Linked DNA regions of Homo sapiens: regions 2 and 3 are each linked to region 1. A link is an interaction called in ENCODE POLR2A ChIA-PET data of the cell type or tissue named here. Cell type or tissue: MCF 10A. All regions are shown on one strand. Links, peaks and the distances in the headings refer to the core of each region. The heading gives the core; the rest is flanking DNA.

The links. Peaks named below come from ENCODE experiments on the same cell type or tissue, not always from the same donor. Only the 100,000 strongest peaks of a DNase experiment are listed, where the experiment ranks them.
Region 2: POLR2A ChIA-PET joins it to region 1 with 6 read pairs; 4 of 35 experiments call an interaction of 5 or more read pairs at or near these places.
Region 3: POLR2A ChIA-PET joins it to region 1 with 5 read pairs; 2 of 35 experiments call an interaction of 5 or more read pairs at or near these places.

The regions. Positions count from the first base shown.
Region 1 is chr1:196,556,291-196,560,857 of GRCh38, reverse strand. The region is part of intron 1 of KCNT2 (potassium sodium-activated channel subfamily T member 2); the gene reads left to right. Among named protein-coding and RNA genes, the nearest start is that of MIR4735, 24 kb to the left of the region's middle. In MCF 10A, for the core only: no CTCF peak of the experiment used is centred there; a DNase peak (open chromatin) is centred at 2,257.
Region 2 is chr1:196,494,194-196,498,760 of GRCh38, reverse strand. The region is part of intron 1 of KCNT2 (potassium sodium-activated channel subfamily T member 2); the gene reads left to right. Among named protein-coding and RNA genes, the nearest start is that of MIR4735, 86 kb to the left of the region's middle. In MCF 10A, for the core only: no CTCF peak of the experiment used is centred there; no DNase peak of the experiment used is centred there.
Region 3 is chr1:196,499,754-196,504,320 of GRCh38, reverse strand. The region is part of intron 1 of KCNT2 (potassium sodium-activated channel subfamily T member 2); the gene reads left to right. Among named protein-coding and RNA genes, the nearest start is that of MIR4735, 80 kb to the left of the region's middle. In MCF 10A, for the core only: no CTCF peak of the experiment used is centred there; a DNase peak (open chromatin) is centred at 2,090.

The DNA.
Region 1 (4,567 bases), core at 1,279-3,778:
CCAACTAGGTACGGGACTTTATATAAATGTTTTAAAGATACACAATAACCAGTCCTCAAGGAAGAGGACAAGGCAGCACCATTTGTCACAAGTAGCTTTACCTGGTAGTTGGGGTGACCGTGTGTGATGACTAATTGTTTTTATCCAGAGGGGGGAAGAAAAAACATCATATCATTATTACAGGAAGTCATTTTGCCACTTGGAACAAGGTGCCCACTAAAGTTAGGCTCCTGTTTTCCCACAGAGAGTGAGATAGGTAGGGATGTTACCCCTTTTGTTCTTTATATTTCAAAGAGATGGCATTCAGGTTCTTAAGAAAGATATTAATGGATCATAAAGCTGACAAAAAGCCTACTTAGCTTTCCAAAGGACTTATATACATTTCAAAGAGAAGACGATGTACTTCACAATTCTAATTTTTAAAAAGTAAATTAAGAAAAAGGAGGAGAGAGAAGTCTCCATATTTTCAACATGGAAAATTAATCATCTTGTTTTTAATTTGCATTTGTCCTTACAACACCAAAATCATTTTAATTTCTTTAATACCACATTGTTTGAGTGAAAGATTATTTTTCTGCTTCACCGTTCCCTTTACCTAATTTAGGTTTTGTCGTCTTTTGCATAACATTCCTTTTATTAAGGGCTGTCTCCTGCAGCAAATTTTAAGCTACACAAGCACAGGGGCTGCATCAGGTTTTGTTCACTATTGCTTTATGCCAAGTTTAGTGCAGTTCCTCTGGATGCAAAGCAAGCATTTTACTCAACTTTTTAGATGAATGAATGTAAAAGAATCACATACGGCAAATTAAATTATTTAAAAAGAAAAATAATTAATCGAATATTTAGAATATTTATCAAATAACATCTGAATGGAGAAAACCTTCCTAAGATTACAAATAAGACTGAAGAAGCAGTCTTTCTAAGAAAAAGAATGAAATGTCTTATTTAACGTGTCCTGTATGCACACACATACATACACATAGAAAATTAAAAGATGGATAATACACTGGGAAAATTCAACAATGGATTGATTGTTGTATTATAAAAAAATTCAGAGAATATTTTGCAAAGAACTAATTAGAAAATCAAGAAAAGATGCAATCGAAATATATTCTAACCACAGAAAGATTACATCACTAAAAAACAGAGAAATGCACATTAAAATGAAATGCCATATTTAGTTGTGCTTTTTACAATTAAGCTGTTTAGTGTGAAAGAGGATATAGTAAAATAGAAACTTTCTTACTTTGCTAAAATAGAAACTTTCTTACTTTGCTAATGGGAAGGTAAATTTGTGCAACCCTTTGCAAAAAGATTTGTCAATATTTATCAAGAGCATTGAAATGTTCTACTCTTTGACCAAGTAACTCCACTTCTGGGAATCTACCCTAAGAACGTATCTGAAATGACATTCATAGTTCATTTATAACAGCATAAAACTGGAAACAATCGAAATATTCAAAATTGGAGGAATGGCCTATTAATTAATGAAATATATGTATTCATGGGATGAGTTTCTGTGCAGGCATAAAATACCACGTATCCCATTGTAACATGGGAAATATGGTGTTTTTTATTTTTTAAATTACTGCCAGGTTATGCATAAAATATGCAATAAAATAAAAATATAAATTAATAAGAGAAAGAGCATTCCATTTATTTACTGTGACTTCTATTGAAGTAAATAGATTACATGTGAAACACTTGTGGAAAAGATCTGTTGTTTTCAAGTGATCTTAAAAAGCTGTGCTTTAAATGAGATCAACATAGGACTATATTCAGTGATTTTTTTTTTTGTTTCCAAGTAAAACAGCTACTGTTTACATACCTTTTAAAACAAATTTAGGTGTGACTTTCTTATGCATACCTCATTTGTATTTCAAATCAATGTGCCTCTTATGCTATTACTTGTTTTATTAAGATATTACTTGTTTACAAAGATATTACACCTTTTCTTAAAAGTTTATATAAACTTGTGTGATGTAATTAAAGATTTATAATCAAATTTTTATACATAATAAAAATTCAAAAGCTCACACATTTGATTTAATGTGTATTTTTCAGGTTTACTACATTTCTGCAAAACAATAAGAAATATTTTAACTCTGAGAAAAGATGTGTCAACTTTATAAAAAGAGTAATAAATAGAATCCCTTCAGGAAAACACTTAGAAAAGGCAAGGATAAGTGATGAGTCATAAACTTATTTAAGTCAGCATTTTGTCTTCTTACCCTAAGCTCACAGCCTATTTGCTTTTTGTTTCGTTTTCCTGGCAAATTACTGGCCAGGTTTCGGAAGACACTAGACATTCTTGTAAATTACATAATAATTGCCTTGTTGCACTGGTTGTGAAAATATTATTCCTCCCATTTTCCTGCAAATGCTGCAAGCCAAAACAAAAACAAGTAAAAAACACCCCCCAAATTAACAAAAACAACAAAAGAAACAAAAAACCACACACACACACACACACACACGTTATTTTAGATTTTCAAATTATTATAAAATTGTCAGATATATCCTTACTTTATGACCTTATTAATGATGTAGATTTTTCTAGATTTAATTATTTGATTCTACTTTCCATTTATGATTTGAATGTGCATATTTTCATGTGACATTTGAGAGTTACATGCACAATTTTTGCAACAGTGTATAAGCTGCCTCTACTGAAGATTTTTTTTGTTTCATTATATTGTGTCATTTTCTAATTAGTAATAAGAATCAATAATTCACTCTATCTTAATATCGGCTTACAATTAAAAAGTGCTTTCTGGAAAGTGTACCTCATCCACTTTGGCATGATGCTAATTTGTAACATTTTGATGACAACAGTGAGATAAAATATTACAGAACATTCTCTGTCAGGTTGTGCAACTTCTCACATTTTGCTACATAAGGACAATGAGATCTCATTGCTTTTTCTTAGTATTTCTGAAAGGCATTCTTTGATAAGGAAGTTTGATTTCATTTGGAACAAAAGACGCACCTTAAAATAGTAAATTTCTTTTTAATTTAAAAGATGTAAATAACTGAAAAGTTGGCTTATTGACCTACTTGATCATGGAAATTACATGAGCTTATTCACAAACAAGTCTTCAAAAAATTGAAGTTTTTTTTAATTTACCCTCTTTAATAATCCTATACTTTTATTTTTGCATACTTATCACTTTGATGAGATTAGATGCTCAGTGGTAAGTAAAATAGAATAACATTGCTATTAATTAATAAACCTTGTGTACATGATGGGCCAGACTATTATTCTATTGTCAGCCCACCATTTTTTTTTTCTACACGAGATCTTGTTGAGTCATGAACTTTGTATGAGGAGAATATTTGCAGGGGCCATGAAAAATGACATCTTGACTATTAATTAAGACTAAGCTACAGTGTTCACTGAGACCATTAGATTCCTCAAGAAATGATATGATGGCATTTGCTATGATTTTTAAATCCTCATTCAAAATTATGATAAAAATCCAAATACTATGAGAATTCTAGAAAAGTTGAATTTTGTACCATCCCTTTATGTCATTCTAAAACAAGGAACGTTTTATTAAAACAAATTTCTAACTTTTGCGGGTACATGGTAGGTGTATATATTTCAGGGGTATATGAGATATTTTCGTACAGGTACATGATGCATAATAATCACATCATGGAAAATAGGGTATCTATACCCTCAAGCATTTATTCTTTTTGTTCTGAACAATTCAATTATACTGTGATTATAAAATATATGATTAAATTATTATTGACTATAGACCCCCTCTTGTGCTGTCAAATACTAAGTCTTATTCATTTTTCCTAACTCTATATTTTTTGTATTTATTAATCATCCCTACTTCCACCCTCCTCTCCCAATACCCCTCACCTCAGCATCCAGTAACCATCCTTCCATTCTTTTTCTCCATGAGTTCAATTGCTTTGATTGTCAGGTCCCACAAATAAATAAGAGCATGCAATGTTTGTCTTTCAGTGCCTGGCTTATTTCACTTAACATAATGACCTCCAGTTCCATCCATGTTGTTGCAAATGACAAAATCATATTCTTTTTTATGGTTAAATAGTACTCTGTTGTGTGTAAGTATCACATTTTCTTTACCCATTCACCTGTCGACGGACACTTATGTTGCTTCAAAATCTTGGCTATTGTGAACAGTGCTGCAACAAACAAGAGAGTGCAGATATCTCCAATATACTGATTCCCTTTCTTTTGGGTATATACCCAGCAGTGGGATTGTTGGACTGTATGGTTGCTCTAGTTTTAGTTTTCTGATGAACTACCAAACTGTTTTCTATACTGGTTGAGCTAATTTATATTCCCACCAACAATTCTTCACATCCTCACTAGCATTTGTTATTGCTGACTTTTGGAAAAAAGCCATTTTAACTCGGGTGAGAGGTTATCTCATTACAGTTTTGATTTGCATTTTTCGGATGATCAATGATGTTGAGTTCCTTCTCATATACCTGTTTGCCATTCGTATGTTTTCTTTTGAAAAACGTGTATTCAAATCTTTCACCCAATTTTAATTGAATTATTAGATGGTTTTCCTATAGAGTT
Region 2 (4,567 bases), core at 478-2,977, 61 kb after region 1:
GCTTTCTCCTTACTGATCAAAGTCAGATCACCAAACACGGAATTAGCAGGATGCCACAATCTAGAAGCACAGAAATAACTCCAGCTGAAAAGTTCTTAGAAATGCAAGTTGTACTGGGAGCTATGTATATTAACTCACCATTCAGATGTACATTTTCCAAAGGACAATGAACATCAAATAAATAGAGGACAAGACTTCTGTGCATCCATTGAATCTGCCTGCTGAGACCAGAAGGTCCAGGCAGATAATCCCTTGTTTGAGATGAGTACAGTAATAAAAATCTTATATATGGACTCCATGACCAATATTGCAGAATTAGAAGAAAGAGGGAGGGAAAAAGCACTTGGTAGTAAGAAGTAGACACAGAGGAAGAACCTTCCTCTGATAGTGATCTATGTCTACTGTAAGATTTAAAAGAGACTATCCACAAAAGTTTGATATCCTAAATAGGTATCAAGGCACTGGCACTAGAAAAAAGCAAACTAGTGTTTCTGAAAGAATGGTGCATTGACAGCCTGGATCAGAATTATTTTTCCTGTTATTAAAATGACGAGGCCTGATTTAAATTTATTGAATAAGAATTTTAAGAGTGAATCAGGAAAATTGCATTTTAACAAGATTCCGGGTAAATTTTACATTGAACTCAAGTACCAGAACAAAAGAATAAAAGGAAAATGAAAAAAAAGTATCAAATTAAAATCAACATTAAGGTAGTTGATATCATTAGGAAAAATTGATGACAGTTGCAAAAAACATCTCTGCAGTATCTAAATTGTTTCAGACCATAGAAAAATCTGGAGTTGTTCAATTCATATTCGAAGATACTAGAATAATCTAAAAAAGACATCACATCATTATTACTGTAGAAGAAAAACTCCTGAAAAAGTATAGGAAAATGAATCCAACAGTAAATTACCTGAATAGTTTACCGTCACAAAGACAACTTATTCCAGGATAGACAAAAACAATTGCATCATAGGAAAACTGTTGAAGTAATTCACCAAATCAGTACATGAAAAGGAACAATATACTATTAACTTGATAGGTTCGATATAGGTTTTTTTTAATAACAATCAATACCCATCCATTACTGATATAATTTTTAGTAAAGTGTAAATATTTAAGCAATCCCAATATCAACAAAATACAATTGTTCCTCAGTAATCATGGGGATTGGTTCCAGGACTTCTGTGGATACCAAAATCCACAATGCTCAAGTGCCTCATATAAAATGGCATAAGATTTGCATAATAATCTATGTACAGCCTCCATTATACTTTACATTATCTCTAGATTACTTATAATACCTAATAAAATATAAAAGTTATGTAAATAGTTGGTATACTGTATTGCCTAAAGAATAATGACAAGAAAAACAGATCTGTATCATTAGGAAAATTAGGAGGGAAATAGCACTTAGTAGTACCTAAGTACTACTAAATACCTAATAAAACATGAAAGTTATGTAAATAGCTGTTATATTGTATTGTCTAGGGAATAATGACAAGAAAAACAAGTCTGTACATGTTTAGTACAGATGTTGTTTTTTGTTCTTCCCAAATATTTCCTATCTGCAACTAGTTGAATACATAGATGTGGAACTTAATGGATACAAAGGGCCAAGTGTAATTAATTGCTGCTAAAACACTAGAGGCATCCTCTTATAAGAAAGGGACAACACAATTATTTGACTTTTTTCCCCCCAAAAGTGCTAGTCAATGTAGTAAGGCATAAACAATGAAATGTAAATGCAGTAGTTCCTTAAATAATGCCATTTCATTCAACATTGTTTTGTTATAATATTGTTGAGAAAAAAAATCTATTGCTGATTGGGGTGACTGTCTGTGTGCAGTTTGCACATTCTGTCCATGTCTGCGTGGGTTTTCTTCAGTTACTGCAGTTTCCTCCCATATGCCAAACGTGCAAGTTAGGTGAATTCGTGTGTCTAAATGATCGTAGCATGAGTATTGATGTTTGAGTGTGTCTTGCAATGTGATGGCGTCCCGTCCAGGTGGGATCCTGCCTGGCCCCTTGAGCTGCTAGGATGGGCTCTGGCCACCTACCACCCTGAACTGGAACAAGTGGGTAAATAACCTTGCTTGTTTTCACTAATCTTTCTTGAATGTATGTATAGCTCATATTTATTTCGACATTTAATATCAAAAGTATTTTGGTTTTTATTTAGAAGTTTGGTGACATTTTTGTGGCCAGTAGAAACCTAACTCTTGTTTACATCAATTAGCCTATGGTGAAATTGGATTTGTTATCTATCATTTCTTTTTTTTTTTTTTTTGAGACAGAGTCTTGCTCTGTCGCCCAGGCTGGAGTGCAGTGGCACGATCTCGGCTCACTGCAACCTCTGCCTCTCAGGTTCACGCCATTCTCCTTCCGCAGCCTCCAGAGTAGCTGGGACTGCAGGTGCCCACCACCATGCCCGGCTAATTTTTTGTATTTTAGTAGAGCTGGGGTTTCACCATGTTAGCCAGGATGGTCTCGATCTCCTGACCTCGTGATCCACCCGCCTCGGCCTCCCAAATTGCTGGGATTACAGGTGTGAGCCACCGTGCCTGGCCTATCTATCATTTCTCTTAAAGTCGCAAAGAAGCTATGGATGACATTAAGTGAGGTCTTACTGTAGAAATATTAAAGAACATGTCCATAACTGTCTGTCTAGCAAACCCAAGTAATAAATGTGAAAAAAAAATCACATGTAAGAGAGGTCAACATGGCAGCTATTTCCAATATCAAAACCAAAAAGTTAAAGATTGGAATAAAACAATTTAAAAGGCAACCAAAATTATAAAATAGCCAGAAATAAGTGTCACAAAGAATATATAACATTTACCCAAATAAAATGTTGTTGATCAACATAAAAATAACTATTAAATAGCAAGAACATATTTCAATAGAAGGTACCACCTAATAATGATTGGAATTCCAGTATCTTTTTAAATCAAATAAAATTGCTATTATGGTATTTGAATAAATGTAACAAAATTACTTTAAATTTTAACTTTTGTATAAGCCTTTGACAAAAATGACATCTTAAAAAGTGATGAGAGCAGATTTGCCATAAATCAAAACTCTGTGGTTCTGGGGAAGGTCCAGAAAGAGTACACTAACTTAGTGTAAGAGTACACGAAAGATTACACTAACATAGTCTACTAGATGTAAGTAAATTCAGATAAAGTTAGATGGAGGTAGGGAGGTCAGAAGAAAAGAAGGAAGAGAGGGAGGCAAGATTAAAGGAAGGAAAGGAGGGAGGAAGGAATGGAGGGAGGAGATGAAACCAGTTTAAACTTGAAAAAGGAAGCGGTGAGATTATATTTAAAATAAGTTAAATCATGAAAAACTTTGGGAAGGGTAACCACTAAACTCTGAACTAAATACCTGGGTGCTAAAAAACTGGTGCTGAGGAAGGTCTCAAAAGTACACGCTGTCACTAACATGCCTTGCTGCTAGAAAGAGTTATCATTAAATCAAATTAAAAAAAAAAAAGCTCTACTTTATACTGTAACCAGTAAGCCTAAAGGACATTTTCTGTGCCCAGTATAAGTCATGTATCAAAAAACATTTTGCTTGCATTTTGGCTTTAAATAAAAGTTGTATAATTTCATGTTTTAATATAATCCATGTTTCTCAATGATTATATTGACTCAGAGAGATCGCCAGATTCATTAAGAGTTTTACTTCACATAATTTGATAATTAGATTGGGATTAGGAAATTATTTAATGAGAGACTTCACACCATGCAAAATTGCCTTTGCTCTCAGGAAAAAAAAAAAAGCCAGTGGCTCGCATGCTGTTGTCCAGCCTTTGGCACATTTATAGGTATTGGAGAGCTCTCCACATTGATGGCCATTTCAAAGTTGGATAATTCTCATTCGTAATTCGTGCATTTATCTAATATTCTATTTAATAGAGAATCACATTATGTGTCATTCCATTTTAATAATGTTGGTAACTGAAATATTTAAAGACAACGGTGACTCCTAACTCTTCATAATTACGAATTCTTTCTAGTTTCGCCTACCTTTTCCATATGTGGTATGTTTTCCAGATTCCTCATTATTTTTGTTAAGGCTTTAGATGATCTCATTTCAGTTAAAAAATGCTCCTCTGCGCCTGTAATCCCGGCACTTTGGGAGGCTGAGGTGGGCGGATCACGAGGTCAGGAAATTGAGACCATCCTGACTAACACGGCATGGTGGCTGGCGCCTGTAGTCCCGGCTACTGGAGAGGCTGAGGAGAAGAATGGCGTGAACCCGGGAGGTGGAGCTTGCAGTGAGCTGAGATCGCGCCACTGCACTCCAGCCTGGGCGACAGAGCCAGACTCCGTCACCAAAAAACAACAAAAAAAGGCTCCTCTGTTACATACCCAGTACTGAACTCCAATATTATCTGAAAAATGGACTCATTCTTATAAATTTGGTAATTCTAGGAAGCAAATCTGCATGGCCTTTGCTGAATTATTTGTGTAATAGCCGTATTGTCCTCTCAAATTTGTTTATGTAGCCATAACAAATTTCAACTAGTTTAGCTTTATCTCACTATTTACAGTTACTA
Region 3 (4,567 bases), core at 977-3,476, 56 kb after region 1:
ACTCATAGGTGGGAATTGAACAATGAGAACACATGGACACAGGAAGGGGAACATCACACTCTGGGGACTGTTGTGGGATGGGGGGAGGGGGGAGGGATAGCATTAGGAGATATACCTAATGCTAGATGACGCGTTAATGGGTGCAGCACACCAGCATGTCACATGTATACATATGTAACTAACCTGCACATTGTGCACATGTACCCTAAAACTTAAAGTATAATAATAATTAAAAAAACCCATTTGTATTGTCGTAAGTTTGTATTAAGTGAAATTATATTAGTGACCATTTTCCCTTCTTCCTTCAAATTGTGTCACCTTGACTTTAAATGTATTCCACGCTATACAATTTGCCTATTAAAAGTCGTAACTTAAGCAAGTGCATTACATACTAAGAGAAATCTTAAAGACATACATGTGTTCCAGTGAGCTGTGCCCATTACTGAATTGTGACTTCTTCCAGTTAAGTGCAAAATGGAAGAGACGATTTGGAGGGTTGATTTAAAATCGTATGTTTTTGGTGGGAAGTGTTAAGTTAAAAAAAAGAAAGTGCTTCCTTCACTGCATGTTAGTGTGTTCATGTAACTTCCAGTTTCATACAAATAACTCTCATCTGTTGAACATAGCCCAACTCTTTGAGACCTATTGGTTCCCTCTCCACAAACACATATATTTCTCCCCATATTGGACTTTGTTATAATATTTAACTGTGCCATTCCTGGTAATCCTAGACTGTCAGAGCATCTTTATATTTTCCTTCGAGATTTTACAATGACTAGTGAAATATTCCCATTTGAGTTAGAGATTACATGGTATTTTCTATACTCTTATGTATAGAGAAAAGGAGAAGAGGGTTTATGTGTTGTAGTTATGAAGAGTTTTGATTGGCAAGCTATTAGGTTTATGGTGGGGTTGCAGGTGCCTGTAGTCATATTATAAGCTTATAAATAGTTTTGTGATGAACAGCTTTATATATCTATAATGTATGTAATCATACACATGTGTATGTTTGTTTACATATGTATATGTACTTAGGTACGTAATTATATTACCTTTGAGGCCTTTTGTGTGTTTATAAATAATGGGAAGGAGTGGAGGTGGGGTAAGAAGAAAAACGTGGAAATAATTTAGGAGCATCTGCTCTTTTTTTTTTCTTTTCTTTTCTGAGGTGGTAGTGGTAAGGATACATAATCCTTACCAAAGATAATTTATTACAGGCCTAAATTCTGTATATTTTTCTGCTCTTTATTACACATTTAATAGTATAAAAATGAATAAACGCTTTATTCTTTGCATGTTTTTTCTTTCTTTTCTTTTCTCTTTTTAATGGCTTGGCTCAGGCCTGCCCACCTCATACAGTTGGGCAGGGGGCATGAAGAGGGGGAATCTCTTTGCAATTTACGAATGACAAAATATACCTTTATAATTATTCTATATTTCTTTTTATTTTGGTTCTCATGCTTACATTTAAATCAAATTGGGGTTGCTTGGATTTAATTATTTTAAATAAAATGGGGAAGTACAGAGAGTTGGCCCAGCAAATGAACATTGAACATAAGGATGTGAGTTTTCTAACTGAAAAGAAATACTTTTTTGCGTTAAAGAGTACTTTAATAGAAAAGTACTCTTGGCTGATTTCATAATGTGTTTTACCATGGAAACCACAAGACTATTTCCAGTTACCTGCAGGTTGTGATTACTAAGGGCTGATAAGGAGAGTCAATGCAGTTATTGAGGGGCTATTCATAATATTTCTAACAAAAGAAATTGATAGTTGTTATTTATCCCATTTTATTTCCTCATTACCATTACACCACATGACATTGTATATGTATATGTAACATATATAAACACATGCATATATGTGCATATACGTGTCTCTATGTGTGTGAGTAGCTCAGTTCCCTTTCCAAAACTGACATTATTTTGAATTGTATTTTAAAAATGCAGACAATGCTACTAAATGTCATCAAAATTAATCTTTCCTTCATTATGCAATGTTACTGACTAAAGGTGTTGAGTATGTTAGGCTTGAGTAATTATGAAAAGACTTAGATGGCAAAAAGAAGTTAGGAAATATCTTAGGAAAAATTGCACAACATTTAAATTGCGTTTCTCTGTGTACATAGAGTAGAGGTTGGAAACCAGGTGGAAACTCATTGGAAGCACTTGAGCCTGAACTATCTTTTTTTTAATTTATTTTTGAGATGGAGTCTTGCTCTGTCACCTGGGCTGTAGTGCAGTGGCACGATCTCAACTCACTGCAACCTCTGACTCCAGGGTTCAAGCAATTCTCCTGCCTCTGCTTCCTGAGTCTGGGACTACAGGCACCCGCCGCCATGCCCCGCTAGTTTTTTGTATTTTAGTAGAGATGAGGTTTCACCGTGTTGCCCAGGCTGGTCTCAAACTCCTGAGCTCAGGCAATGTGCCTGCCTTGGCCTCCCAAAGTGCTGGGATTACAAGCATGAGCCATCGCTCCCGGCCCAAAACTACCTTTTTAAAATGAAAAATGGATAGGAGGCTTACTTGTTTATTTTTTACAAGCCTTCTTTTTTATTTTTAATTTACTTTTATTTTTATAGATTTAAGAGGAACAAGTGTAGTTTTCTTGAATGGGTATATTGTGTTGTAGTGAAATCTGAGCTTTTTGTGTGCCCATCATCTGAATAGTGAACATTGTACCCATTAGATAATGTTTCAATCCTTACCTCCATCCCACCTGCCCACCTTTTGAAGTCTTCGATTTCTTGTTTTTCATTCTGTATGTCCATGTGTACCCATTGTTTAGCTCCCACTTATAAGTGAGGATATGCAATATATGACTTTCTGTTTCTAGGTTATTTTGCTTAGAATAATGGCCTACAGTTCCATTCATGTTGCTGAAAAAGATATTATTTCATTATTTTTCTTTTTTTATACCCAAACAGTATTCCATTGTGTGTGTATGTGTGTTTGTGTGTGTATCTATATCTACCCCACATTTTCTTTATCCAGTCATCCATTAAGTATACACTTAAGTTCATTCCATATCTTTGCTATTGGTAGTAGTGCTGCAATAAAAATACAAGTACTTGTATCTTTTTGATATAATAAATGACTTCTTTCCCTTTGGGTACATACCCAGAAGTTGGATTGCTGAATTGAATGGTAGTTTGATTTTCAGTTCTTTGCAAAATCTCCATACTGTTTACCATAGAGATTGTACTAACTTACATTCCTCCCAGTGGTGTATAAGTGCACCGTTTTCTCTGCAAACTTTCCAACATCTGTTGTTTTTTGACTTTTTATAGTAGCCATTCTTACTGGTATAAGGTGGTATCTCATTGTGATTTTAATTTGCATTTCTCTGATGATTAGCATTGTTGAGCATGGTGGCATATGTTTGTGGCTGCATACATTTGTATGCCTTCTTTTGAAAAATGTCTGTTCATATCCTTTGCACACTTTTTAAGGAGTTTATATTTTTTTCTTGTTGAGTTGTTTGAGTTCATTGTAGATTCTGGATATTAGCCCTTTGTTGGATGCATAGTTTGCAAATATTTTCTGGCATTCTGTATATTGTCTATTTACTCTGTTTGTTTCCTTTGGTGTACAGAAGAGTTTTCGTTTAATTAATTCCTATTTGTCTATGTGTGTTTTTGTTGTGTTTGACAAGCCTTCATTTGTTGGTTATCAGAAACTAAGTATGAATATTTGGAAATGGATAGGAATCTGGTTTAGAGTCAATAATCACAGGGCAGACCTTAACAAACATGTCCCACTATTTATGGGGATAGCCCACTATTTGTGGGTGGATCTGTTATTTACAATGTTCTTTTATAATATTTTACAAATGTTCTAGAATTCTCCTACTACCAATAAATTCTCAACTTGCTAAGAAGGCAAGAAGCAAGAAAAAGAATAGAAAGACCAATGTTCCAACTCTGTCCCCATCCTAGCTGTATGAATTTGGGCCAGTCACTAAAATTATTTGAATGAACGTTTCTTTTTCTTTCTTTCCCTCCCTCCCTCCCTCCCTCCCTCCCTCCCTCCCTCCCTCCCTTCCTTCCTTCCTTCCTTCCTTCCTTTTTCTTTCTTTCTCTCTCTCTCTCTCTCCGTCTCTCTCTCTCTCTCTCCCCCTCCTTCCCTCCCTCCCTTCCTTCCTTTCTTCCTTTATTCCTTCTTTCCTCCCTTTTTTTTGATGGAGTCTCACTCTATCACCCAGGCTGGAGTGCAGTTGTGCAATCTCAGCTCACTGCAATCTCCACCTCCCAAGTTCAAGTGATTCTTCTGCCTCTGTCTCCCAAGTAGCTGGGATTACAGGCATGCACCAGCACACCCAGCTAATTTTTGTATTTTTAGTAGAGATGGGGTTTCACCATTTTAGCCAGGCTGGTCTAGAACTCCTGACCTCAGGTGATCCACCTGCCTCGGCCTTCCAAAGTGCTGGGATTACAGACATGAGCCACCACTTCTGGCCCAAAGTTTCTTTTTCTATAAAGTTGATATCTATGTTACTCAAGTAAAAATCAAATAAATTAATAATAGTATACTTTATAAACATTTATTAAAATCATAGACAGCTAAA